3 separate regions of the Homo sapiens genome follow, and regions 2 and 3 are each linked to region 1. Evidence: chromatin contacts called from ENCODE Hi-C or POLR2A ChIA-PET data. All regions are on one chromosome and are shown on one strand. Each heading gives the region's core, a stretch centred on a gene start or an enhancer-like site at or near the end of the contact. The rest is flanking DNA. Distances are from core to core; before and after follow the strand shown.

Region 1 (4,048 bases), core at 674-3,173:
GGGACACAGTGGATCACGGCTTCCAGCCTATTCCAAAATCAATAAAAGAGAAAGCATTTAGAATAGGGACTTACAGATTTAAAAAGAAAAAAGGAAGCCAGTAGAGGTTGGAGGAGTAAAGGATGATGCGAAACAGCACTGAGAAAGGAGATGAAGGAAGGTGAAATGAAAAAGGAACCTGCAAATCTTCTTCGAGAACATTTTGCCTCATCAAGCAGTCATAAATTTGTGTCTTTTAATATGTTCTGTCTGGTTATCTTTATCAATTTTACTTTATTACAGCCTTTCTGGTAGTTATTGCATCCACCTCGGCGAATGAGGGCTGAAAAGTGTTCCACATGAAATATTCATTGGGTTTATAGCTTTAACCTTTAAAGTAAAAGCCGAAGTAAAAAACTTGAATAAAAAGAGTTTTAGTGTCCATTTTATGTCTGTGAGAGCCTAGTGAAAGGAGAAAGGGAGAGGAAGCTAACAGGGAGGAACGGTATGGAAAAATCTTGAAGCAAAGACAACTTTTAAATGGCAAGTCTAAGGATATGGGGGAAAAAAAGTGAAAGAGACAAAAGAATCTGAAGAATTGAAAATTGTTAGGATGAAGCCAAGATGTGACTTCAGCGGTCCAGTGTGGGAAATTGCTGTTAAAGGAAATGGAGAGTTTCAAGGACTTTTGTCTGAGTTGGGGAGAGTAGCCCCTTGGCTTCATTCCCCAGGAAGCATGGCAGTTATGAGAAGAACCTGGCAAGGAAGGCCTCAAGAAGGGCAGGATTCACTTGAATTAGCAGGATAATTATAGTAAAGTAGAAGATGCCTCCGTGGAGTATCTGCTCTGTACCACACACTTCACATAAGTTACTTAGTTTACTTCTCACAAACAGGCATCGTTTACCCCATTCTACAAATATGGAAACCAAGACTTTTAAGTGACTTGTCCAGGGTAATAATGTCAAGCAGAGAAATTGAGATACATCTCTCTTCAGAGCCCAGGTTGCTGCTCCCCACCTAACCTCCCAATGGAATCTTCCACTGTTTGACATGTAAAGCAGTTGGCAGTGACCACCCTCCCCTCACACCACTCCCCTGCTGCCAGTTTTGAATTAGAAGCAAGCAAAGTGCTCCAGAAAAAGGCACTCTAAGTGGGTTACATAAAATGCAATAAGCAAGCTACAGCCTAGTATCTATCAGTTCAAGAAGAAAGAAAATGCCAAGGCAAAAGTGAACTTTTTTCTGAGGTCATTTAGGCTTTGACACAATGGGTTACTCTAAACAGTAGTTCTCAGCATTTTCAACCTTGGCTTCACATTGGAAATCCTGGGGAGCTTTAAAAAAATCCTCATGCCTGGGTTCTACCCTAGAGACTCTGAATTTACTGGTCTGGGAATGTTTTCCTTCGGAAGTTTTCATTGGAACTCCCCCAGGTGCTTATAATATGTGGCAAATTCAAGAACCATTGCTCTACAAGTTGAATCAAATAATGAGGCATGTCCACTCCAGCCTCCAAACAAATGGCATTCATCTTTGCATCCCCCTGTTAGTCTAGTGTCTCATGTACAATAGATGCTTAATTATGCTATGCATAATAGATGCTTAATAAATGTTTGGAGAATTAACTTGATGAACAGCAGAAGACATATATGTATAGCTCTGGTCTTTTGTTATCTGGGTATCCCCTTCGTGCCTTCAAATCTTCAATATTCATGGGTAAGTTTTATGTGTCTTTCTAGCACAAATAAGCCTCAGCAGAGCTGGGTAGCCATAACTTTCTCAGTCAAAAGATATTTGTGTTGTTTCATCTGTTGTTAGTGTACTCCTTTTGTGTACAACACTGATGCTAAAAACACTATGGGATTCCCCAAAAATCTTCTCTGCTTCCCTGTGGAAAGCACCACACCTCAGTCAAATACTAATTCCTTCAGGGAAGCTGACCTCTGGTGGCCAGACAGGCAGCACAGTGTGGCTGTTAAGAGCATGGACCTGAAATCAAGACATCTTGAATTCAAACCTAAGCTCTGTTGTTTATTGCATACCTGTGTAACTCAATTTCCTCATTTGTACCATAACTTGAGAGGGGACTCATACCTACTTTACAGCAATGTGGTGAGGTTCAAATGAGTTTGTGTATGTGAAGAACCTGGTACCTGGTTAGTGCCATAAAATTGTGTACCACTATTACAGGGAGAATGCTTTTATTAAAATGAATTTCTGAAATTGTCTATAAGCATCAACAATTTAGAAGAGAACATTTTTTAGCAGATGTTAACTACCTGGTAGAATTTACAGGAATATGCTACAGAGGTTTTCAGGTGTTGCTCAGAAGGGGCATGGGATGGGCGGTAGGGATGGCTTTGGTGCCACTATTTGCTCTTTGCCTGGTCTAGTGTACATTGAAGCCAGTGAGGTTTCACTGTACTCAATATATGGCCAAGATCCATGTGAATAAAACACACAATGTCTTATTATGATATCAGGAGTAATACAAAAGGCTGGACATGTTATTCATTCTTTGGTCACTTGTTTCTTCTGTTATTCTCTTGCTTCCAAACAGAATAGGCAGCAAGGGCAGTAGACACAGCTTGTGCAGAAAAGTTGGTTGATTGTGCAACGGTTTTGAAGATCCTTACATTTCAGCTCTATTTCCTCAGGCAAGAGGATGAGTTGGGCTTTTAAAGGAGGAAGAATGGGAACAGACACATGTGTGCAAAGTATGTCAGGTGTGAAATCTATAATTCAGAAAAGCATCTAGGTTTGACTTCACAAAAACTTACTTGAATAGGAGAAAAGGATAATAAAAGCCAGGTTGCTGAAAGGTAATCTAAGGGGATAGAAATTATTTATAAGTGATATTGAACTTTAAAAGTTATACAACAAACCTTAATCTAAACAGCAAGTTACCTCTAATTGGGGTCCTGTTAGAAATCAGAATGAAACCATGTAAAGCTAATGTCTCACTTTATTTGGACTCTCAAGGAGATAATACATCAAATGATAGAATCTGAGGGTTGAGGATAGTTTATTTTGTGTTTCCAAGTGTGATTTTTCTGGATTTCAAAATGACTGCCTTGATATTTATTTTTTCTCCTGGGAAAGAAGGGAAAAAGCCTCTACTGCATTCCCACTGTCTAGAATATTAGCTGTTAAAATTCCTATTGGCTGACCTCATGAAAGAGGACACTGCATTTGACCAGCTCAGCTTTTATTCCCCCTTTCTCACTGTAGATGTTACTGTACAACACACTGAATATTGGATCAGTCTTTGAGAAGCACTGTAACATGACCTGCACAAAGAGACAAGTAATTCTATACTATTTTCTTCCAAGCTCAAGTTGGCACAGATAAAATTCCTGTGCATTAATTTATAATTAAAACTTGTGCCTTTCTAGAAAATGCCTCATCTCTGCTTGGCTTAAAAAAAAAAAATCAATCTGCTGTTTTTCCAAAAAAGTAGAGATAATTTAACATGTCATTTTTCATGCAATTAGTTTATTGGCTACTTTACAAGAACCAAACAAGTCTAAGAAAATCAGTCATTGTAGTTTGTGTTCATGAGTGACAACCTGGTGCTTGGGAGAGCCTAGAGCATGATTAAGGGCTTAGGAGAGAAAACCAAAGGTTTTTCTTTGTTAAAGAAACAAATAGACAACTTCTCTTTGCACCTCTAACTGACTTAAAATTGCTAATTGTTTTCGTCTGTGTGTTTTTGTAGACCACACTCAGGATTCAGCTGCGTCCTTCTGAATGTGAAAAGGAAGACCTGACACAAAGGGATACAAAATATCAATACCTTCCATTCTCCCTGTGTCTCAGTCCCCTGAATCACCAAGGGGCGATTAGATTCGAGATGGCTTGAAATATGTTGACTGAGACACTAATGTGGAATTAGTAGGCCTGGAAAAGAAGAAATAGATCTGCAGAAAAACATGCAATTCTGGATTAGTAAGCAGCTTAGAAATATTTATTCAGTGCTTACTAGTCACAAACAGAAGCTATATGTAACTGGAGTGGAAACTTCGCACATTTCCAGCAAGTGGACAGGATTTAACTTAGTGACCCC
Region 2 (4,048 bases), core at 1,044-3,543, 260 kb before region 1:
CAGCTCTCCTACACGTCTCAGGCTTTTTCATATGAGCCAAGTATAAAAGTTCCAGATTCACAAACCATTAGGCTTCTTAACTTGTGCCTGCATGTCCTGAGTCAAAAATAAACAGACAAGGCTTTCACAAAAGCAGGTGGTGGATTCTAAGACTTTTTCTCCTTCCCACTCTGCTTTGCTTCTGATCTCTCACAGCTCTTTTTGCTTCTTTACAATGCTCCTTGGCTTCTACACATTAAATGTTCTATTTTAAAATAACTTCTGTTATCTAAGCACTCCACCCAACCAATTAACATGGGTTTTTAAGAGAAGTTGAGTGGCAAAGAGTGGAGATTAGGAGAAAATAGTTTATAGCTTCAAGATGGACTGGGCCAATCCTAGCCCAAATTTGAAACCAATAGAGTTTGTTTTCAGCCCCAACACTTTCTTTGCAGCACTGGCTTTCATTTTTTCCTTCCTGTGTTTGCTTCATGATCCCTTGTTCAAAACCCTATGGCAAAGGCTCTAATGAGGTGATAACTGTCAGAAAAGTAAGTGCTTAATGAATATAACATGGAATAATTGCTGAATGAATAAATTCATACTAATGTATAAAAGACTAAAAAGTGGTGAGACACCAGTCCCCATCCACACCCACCCAGAACATGTATATTGGATGAAGAATAAAGCTTTAGGATTAATAAATAAATCATCAGTTGAGGAACTTCAGGCATCATTATGACATCAAGTTAGGAGAGAGGAATGTTCTGAGTCTCTCATGGCTCCTGGTGTGCTGGCATCTCCCCCGGCATGTGGTACCACAGTTCAGGACAAGTTTCTCCACCTATTTAAACCTACGTCCCCTACAAGATTCCTCCCATCAATCATGAAGTGTATTAAGCAGCTACTAACACTTTGTCAAGCTTTAATTTTTGCCATGTGTATGATGAAGACAAAGATATAAAGACTGTGTCTTTTGAAAGTGAATCTCTGCTCTAAGAGAAACTTTTGGCCTGTCTCTTACACAGAGACTCAGACTTGGGAGTTCCAATGAACTCCAAACTGGTGGGATTCAGGAAAGGAAGGAAGAAGGGATAGTCCTGAGGTGTCTGATCCAGATCTAGTTAGAATAAAAAAGATGTCTGGGATAAGAGTAGCTCTTCTGAACCTACTGCAACTGAACTCATGCTTCAGGCAGCTTCCAACAGAACTTTAAAGTAGGGGGAAGTGGGATTAGCCTTCTTGATATAATGGAACTACCGAAAGTCTGAATCCAACCAGGGACCCTCATTCCAAAACCAAAGACAGTATTATGTGTTTAAGAGAGTTCATGACTCTCTTGAACAAAACCCAACTCCTGGAGCTCCAGAGTAAAGAGCCCTACCCTATAGCCTGCAGCAGTAGGATATATTGGAAAAAGAAAGAGCTCTGTAGATCATTCCTTGAATCCAGTCATTTACTAGCTAGTAATCATGGGAGAGTCACTTTACCTCCCTTTGCTTTAATGTCCTCAGGTGTAAAATGTAGTTAAAATACTTGGTCGAAAAGATTGTTGCAAGGACACCAGAGTGAATGGAAGCAAGAGAGAACACAGAGTGATAATAGTCAGTGGTTTTGGCACAGAATTCAGATCCTTACTCTGAATCTCACTATGTGTCTTTGGGAAATATACTTAAATTTTATGTTCTTCACTTAAAAGAGGAGGTTCATACGACCTCATAAGGTTGATATGAGTATTAAGTGGGAATGCTTAAAGCAGAAATGTTTAAAATAGCTCCCTGCACATAGTAAGCATTCGATAAGAGCTAGTTTCTTCCCTTCTACCTTAGAATCACAGTTCTGATTGCTGGGCCTCCCAATGAAGTGGCTGAACTATTTCTACCGGGTAAGACAGCCCAAAGTTTGTCAAATGATCTTCTTTTGGGCCTGCAATAATAATAATATTAATAATAACCTAAGAAGCTGTCAGAATGTATCAACACATCATTATCTGGATGAAACAATGAGCTTAGTTTTACATTTATGCTTTTTCAGACTACTGACTGAAAAATAGGTGACTGAAATTTCCTATTTGTTTGTCTGAAACAGAGGTACAAGGCCTGAAAGAACCTATCCAAATATCAGCTCTGGTTTTCCTCTTCTCCTGCCAGCGGTGTTCTAAAACCATAGAGGTAAGTGCAGTGCTGAGAACAGAAGACTATGCTGAAAAAAATCAACAGTAACACTCTCTATTAGAGGTGCATAGAAATGAAGAAACCACTTCCTATATTTCAAGTACAACCTTGACACCAATAAGCCAGGCCTTGGGTACCACAGTGTGGCAAAGCTAGGTATTACAGAGAGAACACTGATCCCTTATAAAGTAGAAGGAAGAGCTGGACATTGGCTATAGTGGAGAATTTTGTTTGGGGAACTTTGCTAGAGAAAAGCCATGGATTCTATTTACTGAATTAAATGCCACTGACCTACATCTGGCTTTGTTCACCATCTCCTCTGAGACTAAGCCCCTCAAAAGAGGAAGTGAGTCATAGGAGAGTAAGAAAGGATAGGAACAGTTGGTATTTCAGTGGGAGAGAAACTTGCTATTTAAACTATTTGATTAAATAATTATGTTGCTCAGGTAATAGAACAATTAATATGTAGCCACAACCTATATTTTTAACATAATTTAACTATTTAACAAAACAATAGGTAAAATCTAGGGGGATATTATGCTAGAATAAATGCTTATTTGATATTTAATTGAAAAAACATTCAACTCTGTATGGGATGTTATTCTCTATTCAACTTATCCCAAAAGCTGTCATCTCAATTCTACTTAATGTGAAAATTATACAGCTGCTAAGAGTTTTAAAAATCATGTCTATTTCAGCCTAAGCAAAACATTACATAAATATCCAGAGTTACTTGACACAAAATAGGTGGTTACTCACATTTACCACAGAATTTGAAATAGGAGTCTGTGAAACTTTAAGATCTCCCCTACATCAGCTGATCCCTTATCCTCCACTCAGGCACACAATTTATTACATAAAATGTGCCATATATATTTAAACATTAAAGAATTATTTGATATTTAAGACACATGGAGATGTGATTAAAACAAGGCTTATTTTAACCTTGAATCTACTGCTTATATATCCTTAAATTGACATAGGAATTCATTTTTTCTTTCTCTATAAAAGACAGTTTTCATTGTTCTCTGTTTATAAAAGAAATACATACTTATTATAAAATTTTAATTGTTACACATGTGAAAGTCCCCTATCATACTAAACTCTAGAAAGATACTTTTGTGAATTTTTGACTATTTCTAACTTAAAATAAGTTTTTTTTCCTTTACAAAAATTGGGTCAAGTTGTGTGCAGTGTTTGAAATACGCATTTTTCTTTTTTCTTTCCCTTAGTCATCATTTCAACGTTTGTTTCATTGCTGTAATAATACTATATTACATAGTCTGAATATATCAGAGCTTATTTCTCCAGTTTGCTGTTGATGATTGAAGTAGAGAGTCAAAGGAATTTTGGTGTTTACCTTCCACAGTGCTAAAATGAGCAGCATTAACAGCAACAATCCGGCAAAAGCACTCAGCAGGATGACCCATAATGGCACTCTGCCCGGTAGCCCATCTTTGGATATTTGAATAGCAAGCTGAAAATTATTAAACAAGATTGTTAACATAATAAACACCTATTAGAACTCCTGGAACATTGAGTTCTTGCAGGCTACAATTCTCTACCAGTGCATTAATCTCGTTACTATATAATGAGAAAACATTAGATTTACATTAGAAAATGCTCTTCATCTAGTCTAAATCTCTAACTATGTCAAATTTATTATTACCAAAAGGTATTTATAATATTATCCTTCTGAAATTTATACATAAAGGGTTAAATGTCAATGGATTGGAATGCTCAAGGGGAGGAGTGAATTTCTGTTTAACTCAGGGAGAACCAAAGTATTATGTGTGTTAAAGATTAATTAGTACACTACTGTATTATCACAATAGCATTAGTTTAGATTGGAATGTCGCAGTTTGTTGTCATAAGAACCTGAGAAAGTCTCCTTA
Region 3 (4,048 bases), core at 890-3,389, 200 kb before region 1:
GTAAATAAGTAACAATGCCTTTTCATGCACTACTGACTTGCAGAATACAGATACCTGGTAGAGCTTGTGGTCTTACCAACCAGAACTTCAAACATCTTAGGGCATTTTCAGCCATACATTTCTCAACCCAAAATTTCTAGGTAGGCCTGGGTAGAAGACAGAGAAAAATAGTCAAAGGGCTCATGTCTCAAATTCTTGTTCATTAGCAGCCCTGTCCTCGCCAGAGGGGTTGAGAAATCTCCATTCTTATACTGTAGCATGTTGTGGATCCTATGGTGCTTTGGGTCCACAAGGCTCAAGTTGGATGTACTACAGTAGGAAATTCCTGTCCAAATTCATGCCTTGGGAACCCTGCTGAGCCCTTAGGCTAAACTCCCTTAATATGTTATGGGACTGAAAAAAATTTCATTCACATATTTAAAGAGGTTTCTCAACTCCATCAGTCCCACCCATATTCAGGCCATAGATTCTGTCAGAATTTCATTGTGTGATAAAGGGTTTAGGTATTTTAGTATGCATTTATTTGCTCTAATTACTGGTGGTAAGTATCACTCACAGATCCAGAGGGGTCTTTGTGATAGGGCTGCCCACATGCCATTCAATCATACATTTTTAAAAGATCCTGTACCCATTTTGAAGCTCTTTACTGAAATGCAGAGATAATTCAGAGCATTCCATGGCAGTCTGCTACTCTCAAATTATTCTCAAAATATTCACAAACCCAAAGCCACAATTTCCTGAGGGAATTGATGGAATGTTGATTTATTTGCTTGCACTAGGGGTTACTGATTTATTTGGCCTTGCAGATAAGTTAAAAATAGCACTTAAGAAAGTCAGTCTGCCCTTTCGTTGAGGCAAGAGAATAATCAAATTTGTGAATGTAACTATTTGTTAGTTATTTACATGGATAAAATTGTGAACAAATACATCAGTAATTACCTTTGTAGGACTAGATTAGACGCGGCAGTGAAGAATTCAAATATATCATTTTAATCTCTTGTGTGAATTGCCCTGTAATTTAAATGACTGAGATGCATTTTAACTTTAATTTAAACATGTATTTTCAGTCCACAATGCTTTCAGGTGTTTTCTCACTTATCTGCAAGATCAATAAGAATGCAGCAACGGAAACCTGCATTATTTTCAGCACCTGCCCTGCCGCTATTCTGCCTTCAGCTGAGAACAGACAGAAGGACGCTATGTGATGTTCTTCCTGCTGCAGTGGCATCATGGTAATAGACCACTATATTCTCCTGGGCTTCTTGCTTCAAACTTCTCCCTGGACTGTTCATGGGTGTTTGGGCCAGCCACTCTAACCACTGTGCAGCCTCTGGTTAGAAATGTTGGCATTTTCTCCCAGTGCTCAACGGGAAATGGAGACAGTAGACTATTTTCTGATGTACTAAGCAAGTCCTTGGCATACTTGCCTCAATAGATGGCACTGTCCTTGGCAAACAGAAATTTCATAATCACAGCTACTTGTCATCTTAAGATACATGTTGACAGGAAATGGAGATTTCCCGAGCAACAAAGAAATAAAGCCTTTTTAAATATCTCATGAAAAAAATAAGAAATAGTCTAGTCAAAACACTGCTTTTGGTGTAGTGTAGCAACAAAGATGATATAGAAGACATTTGTAATCTGTAAAGTTCCTTATAAAATGATGTCATATTTAAATATAGAGACTTCTTGGAGTGTTTGGGCTCTTCAACCTGTCACCTTTAATCCATGGTGTAGTTAGGTTAGAAATAATCTGAAATGTCATTTCAGGCAATTGATCTCCCCCTCCCCTAGCTGAAGTGGGCTTCATTTTTGCCAGTTTTAGGTTACTTGCTTACTTAAAAGGAGATTTAGAAATGACACTGTATTCTGTTGAACTATCAAATGTAACTATGTAACTTTTCTTTTAAATTATTTTTACAGATTGTTTCTATCATATCTTAGCCCATGTTATTAAAAATTAAAAGTACACAATTAGTTGGAAGACCTTATGTATTTTCCTTAAGGCCAGCCAAGCTCATAATCTGGTTTATTGGTAAATGACACCGGGAGAGCTGTTGAGAGACCAAAGCCACTTAAAAATGACTTGTACACAGAGCACAAGACAGCTGAGTTCTTCAGAAGCAGCTGGGACTCCAGACTCATAAACAATTAGAGTGTTCTGTTTCTAAAGGCACAGGGGAAAGAGGCCAGGGGAAAAGGGAGGCACAGAAATTCAGTCTGGCTGGCCTGTAGATTCCTATCACCTCTAAATCAAATGTTCTAAGTACGGATTGTGACCCAGTCATGAAATCAACAGACTGAGTATAGCCAGCATTTTTTTTTCATTGAAAGAGATTAGGGTAGAATGGAATTGATGAGAAACCATCACAGTGCATCACATGTAATAAGAATTATCTTGTGAAACTTTGCCTTATTTTTATATGTATATATTTATGTGCACTGGGTCAAAAAGCAAAATGTAGTTATTATCGTGAGTCACACTCAAAAAAAGTTTGAAAGCCATAACTCTAAATAATTATCTTTCCTTTCTGTACATTTTCATATTCTAATTTTTCTGCATTTTCCCAGCCCCTTGACGCTCAATCAAAATGGTCTACTTTTTTTCAGTTGTGTCTCATTCCCATTTTGTCTTTCTGTTTCCTATTATCAATCAAATCAGGGAAACTGAGAAAGTGCTTTTAAATTTCTATTGTTAAGATGTAGAAACAACAGTCTTTCAGTGTGTCCTCACAAGGACAGGGTCAACTGGATTTGGATGTAGCCTAAGGGGAAAAGAATTCTCTGGTGGTTTCTCTCCCTAGTTGGAGAAAAGGCGCATGTTCCCTGAGACTAGAGATCATCAAAGAATGTGAAGAAAGAAGCTTTGCCAGTTTGCCTGGCATAACAATTCTGAAGACTTTTTTTTTTTGTTTTTTAGGAAAGATCGAGTTCCAAAGTAATTAGCTACTTGACATCCTCTACCTAAGGCAGAATAGGGAATGCCATAACTCGTTATCCTCAACAGCCAGTCACCATTGAAAACTCAAGGAAAAATCTGCAAAGAAGTAACATGATTTAGACAAATACAGTGAACCAATGTTTCATTGCCATGGATTTTAAGGCAAATTTCCATGAAGACCTTTAAAATGGGCAAGGAGCAAAATACAGAGAAAATAAGTGAACAAAGAAGTTATTGCATAAGAGCACTCTTGTAGTAGCTCAATATGAAATGAAGAAACAAACAAACAAAAAAAACCCAAACCAGAGGTAGTACCCTCATTTTCCAAATCTATGTAACAGAAAAGGAACAAAGCACATGGAAACATTTTTGTCCTGGCACATCTACATTGACCATTGTCTTCATCGGCTGTCCCATCAGCACTGCCCTACCATGCCCTTACAAAGAGAGTCTCTAGCAGACACAGTGTTGTGAGAAACAGCCATCTTAATGGCAGATTTATATAAAAGAGCATTGTTCCATGCTAGATATTGTACACAGTAAAAAAAAAAAAAAAGTATTACTGATGTATTAGGAATAAATACAAAAATCCCATTATACTGATTTTGAATTGCAGAGAGAACATGCAGCAATAAGATAAATAGACATACCTTCCAGGGCAAATATTCTTTCTCCCAGAGTTTTAACAATGGTGACTAGAGCCAATTCATCAGAGACATTGAAGAAATGCTTTTCAGTGGGTTCACTTGCAATTGATTTTATTTCCTCCACAAATTTTTCAGTGCTTAAATTTCCTCGGTTATAGCTGCCAAGAATCTAAGACACAACAGAAACAGCAAGAATATATTTTAAATTCTATGTGTTAAATAAAGGATCTCAAGCATTTTGTCAGTAAACAACAGTGTAGAGTACCTTAGCATAATGGAATTTTTATGTACTTTCATATTTATGGAAGAGTGATTTTCAAAATTTGTAGACTCCCTAATATTAACTGTTATATAAACACCACAATTGGTGTAGAAAAATATAAAGGGCAATTTTGTATGTCTGTGAAAATTTCTCCTCTTGTACTCTGTGTCCCTGTTACTAACAGCTGTATTTTTAAAA

The links. A loop is a pair of places that touch in the nucleus more often than their neighbours do. ChIA-PET counts read pairs that join two places held with the same protein, here RNA polymerase II (POLR2A). Pooled maps may share reads with other maps.
Region 2: a loop to region 1 is called in a pooled map, with 3 times the contacts of the local background. The contact joins two enhancer-like sites. A Hi-C loop is called at or near these places in 4 of 50 pooled maps. POLR2A ChIA-PET finds 5 or more read pairs at or near these places in 2 of 52 experiments (activated T-cell and naive thymus-derived CD4-positive, alpha-beta T cell).
Region 3: a loop to region 1 is called in a pooled map of left cardiac atrium, with 3 times the contacts of the local background. The contact joins two enhancer-like sites. A Hi-C loop is called at or near these places in 6 of 168 maps with a recorded cell type or tissue (GM23248, Panc1, chondrocyte and 3 more), 1 of 37 single-sample maps with no recorded cell type and 7 of 50 pooled maps. POLR2A ChIA-PET finds 5 or more read pairs at or near these places in 3 of 52 experiments (AG04449, PC-9 and T-cell).

Annotation. Positions count from the first base shown.
Region 1 is chr5:52,691,362-52,695,409 of GRCh38, reverse strand. All of the region lies in intron 2 of PELO-AS1 (PELO antisense RNA 1), which reads left to right. Among named protein-coding and RNA genes, the nearest start is that of ITGA1, 95 kb to the left of the region's middle. Within about 2 kb of position 1,923, at least 2 of the 41 ENCODE cell types and tissues checked have a DNase peak (open chromatin) inside an H3K27ac peak, as active enhancers do.
Region 2 is chr5:52,946,927-52,950,974 of GRCh38, reverse strand. ITGA1 (integrin subunit alpha 1) reads right to left here. Exons shown (of 29, transcript NM_181501.2): 28 at 3,514-3,630. ITGA2-AS1 (ITGA2 antisense RNA 1) reads left to right here. Exons shown (of 4, transcript NR_186583.1): 3 at 2,068-2,150. Among named protein-coding and RNA genes, the nearest start is that of ITGA2, 40 kb to the left of the region's middle. Within about 2 kb of position 2,293, at least 6 of the 41 ENCODE cell types and tissues checked have a DNase peak (open chromatin) inside an H3K27ac peak, as active enhancers do.
Region 3 is chr5:52,893,384-52,897,431 of GRCh38, reverse strand. It overlaps ITGA1 (integrin subunit alpha 1), which reads right to left. Exons shown (of 29, transcript NM_181501.2): 9 at 3,592-3,757. Among named protein-coding and RNA genes, the nearest start is that of ITGA2, 94 kb to the left of the region's middle. Within about 2 kb of position 2,139, at least 3 of the 41 ENCODE cell types and tissues checked have a DNase peak (open chromatin) inside an H3K27ac peak, as active enhancers do.